Regions from separate parts of the Homo sapiens genome. Here region 1 is linked to region 2. Evidence: read pairs that join two places in POLR2A ChIA-PET (ENCODE). Cell type or tissue: GM12878. All regions are shown on one strand. Each heading gives the region's core, and the rest is flanking DNA. Links, peaks and the distances in the headings are about the cores only.

Region 1 (5,389 bases), core at 78-5,077, 89 kb after region 2:
CGGCTCACTGTAACCTCTGCCTCCCGGGTTCAAGCAATTCTCTGCCTCAGTCTCCCGAGTAGCGGGGATTACAGGCACCTGCCACCACGCCCAGCTAAGTTTTGTATTTTTAGTAGAAACGGGGTTTCACCATCTTAGCCAGGCTGGTCTTGAACTCCTGACCTTGTGATCCACCCGCCTCAGCCTCCCAAAGTGCTAGGATTACAGGCATGAGCCACCACGCCCAGTGGCTTTAACAATTTTATTAATACTTGGCTGGCACCTGCGGACTATGTATACAGCTTAGGGTTTGGCTATACAGGGTAGGGACAGAGCAACTGGGAAAACTAATAGCAGTGACGAGTACTCTAAGCAATTGTGTGAATGAGAAGGGTAAGGGGGCGGAAATGATGGGCAAATGCCCTGTGAATGTTTCCCTGAATTCTGTTACCACGCTTTGCACCAGCCTGTCCAGGTGATCACCGTAAAGGATATGAAAACAACTAGACCTGCCAGATGAGTTTCCTGGCAGCCATTCTCCGTTAAGCAGTTTGACCCCTTTACCCTCCTATCCTACAGAGTCTTAAGGTATCGCATCCTTTAGAAATAGCAACACCACATGTCAAAAGAGATGGCAGTCATGCTTCAGACTTGGGGAAATCATTTTTGGATTAATTCTCCAATGACTGTCCCATGTTTGGTAGGGGGGTGGCTATAAATACTCAAAATCTGTGATGAACAACCAATGGCCAGAATTCCAATGAGTGTCATTCTGTTCATTTCTGTGTTCCCAGTGCATAACTGTGAAGTCCAATAAATTCTTAGCAAAGTTTCATTGAATAAAATAATTCAGTGCTATTCAAATAATTGAATTCAGTGCTAGTTCTATCCCTAAACCACTCTATGACCGTAGTTAAGCCACTTCATCTAAAGCAGGGATGAAAACAAAATCAACCTCAAGGGGCTACTTCAAGAATGAAATGAGATCATTAACAGGAACTCACTTTGTATACTTTAAAGCTCTATAAACAAGTGGTCCTGTGATTAGTTTTTTTTCCATCTGGCTTCTTCTTAAATATCTCCAGATACTAACAGGTTGAAGGGGAAAAAGCAGAGCCAGATTTTTCTTTCTCATTGACAGTCTTCTATTTTACTGTACTCTCCCCTTTCTTTTTCTGATTTTTGTTGATTTTTTAACTTAGCATTTGCTGTCCTTTTTAACCTTGTTAATTTGGATGTCCTGAAGAGCACTTTTTATTAGTAGTAACTTATTTTTCTATAACATTTGAAATCAAACATTTGCCCTATTTATTTAACGAAAACAAAACGTCAGTATAATCTATTCCCTTATTCCACCCACACCCCGCCACTAAGCTGGTATCTTCAGAACTTTTAATTCACTCATCTTTCCTCTCCTTCAAATCTTACTAATTTTAGCAACAAATGATTATTCACGTTTTTTTTCTTGCCTTTGCTATACTTCTCTTCTATTTCAAAGATTCTCATTTGGCACTGTAAAACAGAGTTCTAGTCACTCTATCATTAAATATTTAGGCATAACTTAATATTACTAGATTTATTATTCACTGATGCTTCTTCTTTTTATATTTCTGACTCTGTTATTTTTCCTTTTGGCTAGATTACTTACTGAAATATTTCTTTCCAACCTGGTGCAGAGATGGATTTTTTTTTTCTGAATTTATGGATATCAACAACCATCTTTCTTTCATGTTGAAAAGCAGTATAGCACTGTAGCTAAAATCATGGTCTTTGGAGCTCAATTGCTTGTGTTTATAACCTGGCTTGGTCACTTATTAGTGTTGTGACTTGGGGAAAATTAACTTACCTGTGGCCCAGATTCCTCACCTGTAAAATGGGAATATGAAGAGTATCTACCTCACAGAGTTGTTGAAAAGTTCAAATGAGTTTATGTGCGTGTGTAGGTGTGTGTGTGTGTGTGTGTGTGTATAGGCATATGTGTGTATGTAAGTGTACAAACTGATGTATAGAGAGACCACTTAGAATAATGCCTGGCACAAAGAGGTCTCATAGAAGTATTAGTTTTGCTTAATCTTGACAGGAAATTGATGAGTCTTTTCAATGGATTTATACTAAATTCCCTCTTAAATCAGATATTCTCTCCTATTTTTTGTTTCATCATTTTATGTTATCCCTCTTTTTCTTGAGCATGTGCTTTTTGTTCTCCTTCCGATTCGCTTCTTAGTGACAGTAGTAGTATCTAACTTTCTTGTTTTTGTCACATTTTTATGTATTTTGAGAGATTTCTTCAACTTAATCTTCTGACCTACTAATCTGAGGCTCAGTGTCTCTCCTCTAATTAATCTACTTAAAGTTTTCAAATAAAAAATAATATCTTCCATTATGTAATTGAATCAACTTCAGCTGATTTTTTAAAAATTTTTTTCAGTTGCCATCTGTCTTGCCTTCTGCGATAGCTGCTGCTTCTTCCTTTCCCTCTGGCTGCAGGATCTGCTTAGGTGTGATGCTATTTCCTTTTGCTTACTCACTGCCCACCTGCTGGCATCCTTTAAGAAGCTGCATTACTAGGGGACGCTCAGAAATCTTTGTGTCTGAGGACCTGCTGTGCACCAGCCAGGGAGTTAGCAGAGCCCTGTCAAGTCATGAGGAGGGAGCCTTTCTGTCCCTGGTCCTTCGAGTGGCCACTGTGCGGCTCTCCCAGCTTCATAAAGCAGGAGGACTTTGGCCTGCTTTTTGAGTCTGGCAGGGTCCTCAGATACACTTGGTACAATAGGCCCTGCCTTTTCTCTCTAAGGTCAATGGATCTCCAGGGTTCATGAGGCTGAGATCCTCAGTCAGATCACTCAGTCCATGATCCTAGACGCAACTTGGATACAGAGGGTGAACGTTGTGTCTGCTTTACCAATAAAATGTAAAACATTTATTTGTCAAGCATAACGTGTGATTTAGATCATCAGTTTTAAGTTGAAGAACTGAGAAAATGGAAAGCTAATATATTTTACTTAGTCTTACTCATTTCTCTTACTCATCTCACATGCTTAATACAATACCTAATATCAAATGCTCACTGATATTTGTTCAACTCAAGTGAAGACAACTGTTCAGTGCTTTCTCACTGCCCTTAGGAAAAATTCATATCCTCACATTTGCTTACAAGGTCTTAAATGACTTGGTTTCTACCCAGCTTTTCAATCTACCACCTTTCCCTTTGTCTCTGTTCCCAGCCATAAGAGATTCATCTCAGTGTACTGAATGTGCCATGTTCTCGTCCACCTCAGGCACTTAATATTTGCTATTTCCTTAATATTTGCTGCTCACTTTGCCTGGAAACTTTATGCTCAGCACCTTCCCAGGTGGAGATCAGAATCTCCCCTGTACTGCCCCACCTGAAATATACACCCTCAAATACAGACATATAATCTTGTCCTGACCAACTTTTCTTCATTGATTTGTATCTCAGTTAAATATCACATTTCCAGAGAAAATTGACAACTCAGAAAACAATTTATTTCTTTATTTTATGTTCCTATAATACATAGAATCCTAAATCTTTATTTTGATACAATTTATAAGAATTTTAAATTGATTATTTTACTGTATCCTTTGCAGGGGCATGGTCATATTTAACTTTGAAACTATGGTAGTCTGCAACGCCCAGTACCATAGTACCCGATAGCCACTTAAATATTTGCTGGTGAAACAATGAAAAAAGAAAGACAGGGAAGGAAGAAAAGGGGACATGATTTTTTGCTACTAAGAAAAATAAAAATAGATCTCTTTAAATTTATTTAAAAGTTTTAATCTTCATTATAAGGTGGCATTTTGGTTGTTAAGCCCACAGATTCTCAGTCAGACCATGATGGTTTAAAAGTTAGCTCCGCTATTTTAGCTGAGGGCAAGTCACATTACTTTTGTAAGTTTCATTTTCTTGATTGGCAAAATGGGGATAATAATAGTACTTACCTTACAAGGTTTGAATGAAGATTCAGTGTGAAAACAGAAGCATTTACCTCAGTACCAGGCACCTACTAAATTCTTAAAAATATTAAAGTTTATGATTTCTCATTTACCTGAGGATCAAAAAGAAAATAAAGACGTCCCTTCTTCAACTGAAGTGCAAAATACTCTTCCTGATTGCCAGGTGATGCTGCAAAGACAATCAAACCTTCAGGCACTTTTGTTCGAAAGCTGGCCTTAATGCCTGGTAAGACAAGTGTGATCAGCAAATCAGTGCTGGGGTTTTGTTGATTCTTTCTGATAAATGTACATTTACTTTCATTATTATTTATGATGTAGTGAGTACAGTCAGGAAATTATACACAGCAATATACTCGCATGGTCTAGGCCATTTGGTTTTAAATATATCCCATTTTAAATGCCATTCAGTACTTGGAATCTTATGCCCACATTCCTGCTAATCAATATATAATGAAGTTTAAATTTATGCAAAACTCATCAACCCAAAAAGACATATTGTCAACCCAAAATTGGATACTCAGAGTATCAATGTGAAAACATTATCAGAGAGTCATAAAAATAAATGGGTTTTTGACAAGAGTGAAAGAAACACAGAGGGTCTTGCTTAAAATATTTATGAAGTTTAAAGAATCGGTTCAGTAATAGAAGTTAATATTGGAAAGACCTGCCATGAAGAGGCCTATAGAGGTAATTTCCTGAAACACCACCCTATAACCAAATGGTTTGCAGCCTTCAGAATTTTGGGATCTTTACTGACCCTTCAGAGCACATACTAGCCCTGCATATCATAGGATATACAATGCTCTTTTCTCATAGAAATTTCCACAGCTTAGGAAGCAGGGGCAATATGCAACAGCCCTATGAATGATGCCTTCTCCCTACCATTACATGTCCCCATCTCCAGCCCTATGAATGATGTCACCCCCCTACCATTACATGGCCCCATCTCCAGTCCTATGAATGATGCCTCCCCCCTACCTTTACATGTCCCCATCTCCAGCCCTATGAATGATGCCTTCGCCCTACCATTACATGGCCCCATCTCCAGTCCTATGAATGATGCCTTCCCCCTACCGTTACATGGCCCCATCTCCAGTCCTATGAATGATGCCTTCCCCCTACCATTACATGGCCCCATCTCCAGTCCTACCATTACATGGCCCCATCTCCACTCTACTCAGTATCCCACGTACTCAACACATACTGTGGAGCTCTTGCCCTGTATAAGGCTTTTTGCTTAATGCATTAAAACTGGTAAGAGACACAATCTCTGTTTTCAAGGAATTTCCAGTTTAGTTGAAAATATTAAATGTATATGTCTTAACAAATTATCCTGTGGAATCAAATAAGAGCTCAAGACCATATATGAAAATCAAATAACATCTCAAGAACACAATAGTGAATAATGAATGAATACTGATTTGAGTAAAAA
Region 2 (5,389 bases), core at 76-5,075:
GCAAAGGGAAGGATAAAGTAACCATTTTATTGGTTGAGGAAGGCATGGAGGGGAAGATAAGAATTCATATAATGAATGTCAATTAGACATTTGCTATGTTAGTTAGATAACCAAGAGGAGATTGTCAGGATATTTGAACAGAAGTTTGGAATTACAGGAAGAGTTCATGGCTTGAGATATATAATTTGGTAAGTCATCATCATATAGATGGCTAGGAGTGCAAACGGAGTGAGAATAGATATAAAAGAGAAAACCCTGGGATACCAACATATGAGGCCAATGAGTAAAGGAGAAATCAACCAAGGAGACAGAGAGTGACCAGTAAGGTATGAGGAAAACATTGAGATTATGGTGTCTTGAAAGTCAAAGGAAGTAATTTTTAAGAGTTAAAGGTGAAATAAGATGAGAATTAAAAATCGGCCATCGGGTATAACAATATGGCAGTCATCAGTAATTGCACAATTGAAGTTTCAGTGAACTTGTCAGCACTAAAGCCTGACTTAAGTGGGCTTATAAGGAAATAGAAGAGGAATTAGAAACAGTGAATAAAAGAACATTTTCAAAAAGTTTTGTGGTAAAGGAGAACAGATAAATGTAGCAATAGATAAAAGGTAAGTAGAATCAAGAGAAGATTTTTAAAGTAATTTAAATGAGAGAAAAATTTGTTGTATGTGATGGGATGACCCACTAGTGAAGGGAAAACTATGAAGTGGATGAAAGAGAAAAAAATTGCTGGAGTTTTGTCCTTGAATATGTGAAAGAGGAGAATCTAGTTCAAAAGTGAAAGAGTTGAACTTGGAACAGAGACAATCTATAGTAATGGGAGGGGATGCAGACTATGTGGGTGCCAATACTGGTAGGTGGGTAGATGGTAGCAGAGTCTATGGGCATTATCCTCTAACTACTTCAATTTTCCCAATGAAGAAAACAAGACCATTTACCATGAGTGATCTTTTGATTCTTCAGAGTAACACCCTGTAGTACCCTTCTTCTGCTCTTAGAACGAAATCTAATAATGGTCAATGAGATCCTATTTGATGTAACATTCTCCCTATTTTTTTCATACACTAGACTAGACATTATTCTGTTCTTCTAACACAACAAGTTCACACTTCTGGGCCTTTGCAGGTGCTGCTCCTTCTGACTGAAATCTATTTTCTCTCTCTTTGTACTTGGATTGCTCTTTCTTATGCTTCAGCTTCATCCTTCTATGAGTGGTCTTTCTTGATAATTGAACAATATGGCCACCATCATCCCCAGGTTCTTGTTATATCACCTTGTTTAGTTCCATATCATAATTACTAAAACAAGTTCAATATTGCCTTTTCATTTATATCTTGATATTATATCCTTCCCAGGAGAATGTAAACTTCTTGAGTTCAGATAAATATTTTTTATCATGTTCAGCAGGATATCTCCAGGAATGGTGTGATGACTAACTCGCATAATTTTACTTGTTGTAAATGAATGAGCAAGACCAGAAGGATATCCCCATGCCCTCTACCCAGGCTGCCATTTTTTTTTCTCAGAAATATAGTAATGTCTAAACATGTTTTAAAGTCTCCAAGAATATAATGAATATAATTGTTGGGCCAATGTAGGGGTCTATAGTTGTAAGACAAAGGAGATTTACCATTAAATACGAGAAAAAGGCAAAGCTGTACCTGTCTGAATGCCAAAACATAATTTTAAAGTACCAGTGCTTCATTGTAAAAGAAAGAAACAATAAAAAAAATAAAAACAAAACAGGAGATAGTGGTAAACCAAATGTTAACAATGTTTTTCTGAGTGAGTGCATATAGAGGATTTAATTTTTGTTACATATATTTTTCAAATTTTTTGTGATATATATTTATATCATAGATGGAGAAAAAATAGCCATAGTTAATATCAATCCATTATTTAAAAGAAGATATGCCCCAACCTAGTTAACGCATGCCCCCATCACATCTCCGGTCACACTGCTTCTCTCCTCTATGACTTCAGCATTGGCTCAGTTTTCTTTTCAATCATAATCCCTTTTTGGCAACTCTAACATCCTCAATAATGACTCATCTCTGAATCTGGCTTTACTTTAACTTCCTCAAATGCAATGCCCTTCACCTCTACTTCATTTATTCAACATTCAGCATAGTTACACCTACTACTTCATAATCTTCAGAATGATTTCCAAGATTCTAAATCTAAATCCTGCACTCTCTGACCACAAACTGGTTACTTCCCACCTCTTCCACTTGTCACATCAATGCAATCACTCCTATGCCGCTACACAATGTCCAGTCTCTTGGTACCTTCTTATTCCCAGATATTTTCAATAGTTTCATTTCCCTCATCAATGAAATTTGATCATCCATTACAAAGCCATACTCCCTGGGTCACATAGGGTTCTTCACATCCCCAGTCCTCTTCTATATGGCTATCCCAGTTCCCACTTCTGGATAAATCTTATCATCTTATGTCTCTAATACTTCTCATATCTCTAAGATGTTTCCGAGAGATGTCACTGAACACACTGAAAGAGTCTAGTATAATTTCAGGTTTTCCAGTTTGAACTGGGCTTTTGGAACTTTTCAGCCATAATTATGTTGTTCCTTTGTGACTCTCTTCATTATATTGATTTGTTTTTCCTTCTTCTCCTTTCATAGTTTGGACAATTCTCTTGAGGAACCAAGTAAGGGTTTACATTGAAGCCCTTAGAGCTTCCTCTTCTAAACTCCTACAATGCTCAGGATTTGTTCAATGGGTACTGAGATCAATCTGATTGTCATACTAACCTATTTTATTTCTTCCGTCCTTCCCTGCTACCGACCCTATATGTTTTCTGCATTTAATTTTTATCTAAATGCTTCTCAGTGATATGGTTTGGCTATGTCCCCACCTAAATCTCATCTTGAATTGTAGTTCCCATAATTCCCACATGTTGTGGGAGGGACCCGGTGGGAGATAATTGAATCATGGGGGCAGTTTCCCCCTTCTGTTCTCATGGTAGTGAATACGTCTCATGAGATCTAATGGTTCCATAAGGGGTTTCCCCTTTCCCTTGGCTCTCATTTCTGTCTTGTGTGCTACCATGTAAGATGTGCCTTTTGCCTTCTGCCATGATTGTGAGGCCTCCCCAGCCACATGCAACTGTAAGTCCATTAAACCTCTTTTTCTTTACAAATTACACAGTCTCGGGTATGTCTTTATCAGCAGCATGAAAACGAACTAGTACACTCAATTAAATTATAAAATCAGAATTTAACTATAAAATAGATTTCTCTGTAAAACAGAATGTGACTGGTCAGGAGGCAGAAAAAAAAACAAAAAAATCTTCTGGACAGAGTGACTGAGGGAACAGAGAAGGAAGACTCTGTTCCCTCAGATATAATGTTGGGAGAAATAGGAAGTATGGAGTCTTCCACTTCCCTAATTCAGAATTCCCTGCCTGATGGAATAAGGATAAAAGGAAGTAGAAATGTGCAAGCTCTCTGAAGGAGGGGCCCTGACCCCTGTTTTCAAGGTAGAGTCCCAGGTCGGGGGCAAGACCAGAGCAAAAAGAAAGACTTTGGTGTCTGTATTCAGGCAGGGCCACAGAAAACCTTGTAAAGATTTCAGTTGCCCAAGTGTGATGTAGAAGCACTGAGGATACCCACTGAATGTGGAAGGGTTGTCTCAATAGTTATCCCTTTGCACAGAGAAAGAAAGCATCCTGGGTGGCCACACTCCAGATGCTAAGGAACTAGGTAAGACCCCAGAAGCTTTTACATAATTAGTAGAGGTGGGGGGACCCCCAAAGTGACTGTGATTTACTTACTACTAAGTTGCATGGGAGTAAAGTCAGATATTAAACTGAATTATAGAAATAAAATCATAACTGTACACAGAGATAGAGACATACATATATGTCTTGAAGACTGAAATTTATGAATGCCACATACTCAACCAGCACCTCACCTATGCTTATCATAACCACACAGACAAGATTTTCAGAACCTAGGTACAATTGAAATGTTTTCTAAGTTTTTAAGATAAGCTAATTCACACCAAAAAAGTAGTTTGTTAGGTCAGATTTCTGGTTTGGGAAATCTGACTGCTATGTCGTCACTGTCAGGCCTCTGAGCCCAAGCTAAGCCATCATATCCCCTGTGACCTGCACGTACACATCCAGATGGCCGGTTCCTGCCTTAACTGCTGACATTCCACCATGAAAGAAGTGAAAATGGCCTGTTCCTGCCTTAACTGATGACATTGTCTTGTGAAATTCCTTCTCCTGGCTCATCCTGGCTCAAAAGCTCCCCCACTGAGTACCTTGTGACCCCCACTCTGGCCTCCAGAGAACAACCCCCCTTTGACTGTAATTTTCCTTTACCTACCCAAATCCTATAAAACGGCCCCACCCCTATCTCCCTTCGCTGACTCTCTTTTCGGACTCAGCCCACTTGCACCCAGGTGAAATAAACAGCCATGTTGCTCACACAAAGCCTGTTTGGTGGTCTCTTCACATGGACGCACATGAAATTTGGTGCCGTGACTCGGATCGGGGGACCTCCCTTGGGAGATCAATCCCCTGTCCTCCTGTTCTTTGCTCTGTGAAAAAGATCCACCTACGACCTCAGGTCCTCAGACCCACCAGCCCAAGGGACATCTCACCAATTTTAAATTGGGTAAGCAACCTCTTCTTACTCTCTTCTCCAACCTTTCTCACTATCCCTCAACCACTTTCTCCTTTCCACTCTTCAATCTCTCCCTTCTCTTAATTTCAATTCCTTTCATTTTCTGGTAAAGACAAAGGAGACATGTTTCATCCGTGGACCCAAAACTCTGGCGCCAGTCACGGACTGGGAAGGAGCCTTCCCTTGGTGTTTAATCATTGCAGGGACGCCTCTCTGATTATTCACCCCTTCTCTGCCTTTCTGGGGGGCAAGAAACCCCCAACCTCTTCTCCTTCACCCTTAGCAGCAAGTCCCACTTTTCTGGGGGAGGGGCAAATATCCCAACCTCGTATCTCTGTGCCCCAATACCTTATTTCTGTGCCCCGACCTCTTATCTCTGCACCCCAATCCCTTATTTCCACACCCTGACCTCTTATATCTCTGTGCCCCAATCCCTTATTTCCATGCCCCAACCTCTTTCCCACTTTTCTGGAGGGTAAGAACCCCTGAACCCCTTCCCTCCGTGTCTCTACTCTCTCTTTTCTCTGGGCTTGCTTCCTTCACTATGGGCAACCTTCCACCCTCCATTCCTTCTTCTCCCTTAGCCTGTGTTTTTAAGAACTTAAAACCTCTTCAACTCTCACTTGACCTAAAATCTAAGTGTCTTATTTTCTTCTGCAATACCGCTTGACCACAATACAAACTCAACAGTAGTTCCAAATAGCCAGAAAACAGCACTTTCAATTTTTTCATCC

The links. Peaks named below come from ENCODE experiments on the same cell type or tissue, not always from the same donor. Only the 100,000 strongest peaks of a DNase experiment are listed, where the experiment ranks them.
Region 1: POLR2A ChIA-PET joins it to region 2 with 5 read pairs; 2 of 35 experiments call an interaction of 5 or more read pairs at or near these places.

What each region holds. Positions count from the first base shown.
Region 1 is chr1:216,093,034-216,098,422 of GRCh38, forward strand. USH2A (usherin) reads right to left here. Exons shown (of 72, transcript NM_206933.4): 22 at 4,050-4,180. Among named protein-coding and RNA genes, the nearest start is that of USH2A-AS2, 23 kb to the left of the region's middle. RefSeq lists an enhancer at 2,264-2,808. In GM12878, for the core only: no CTCF peak of the experiment used is centred there; no DNase peak of the experiment used is centred there.
Region 2 is chr1:216,004,056-216,009,444 of GRCh38, forward strand. The region is part of intron 32 of USH2A (usherin); the gene reads right to left. Among named protein-coding and RNA genes, the nearest start is that of USH2A-AS2, 66 kb to the right of the region's middle. In GM12878, for the core only: no CTCF peak of the experiment used is centred there; a DNase peak (open chromatin) is centred at 2,056.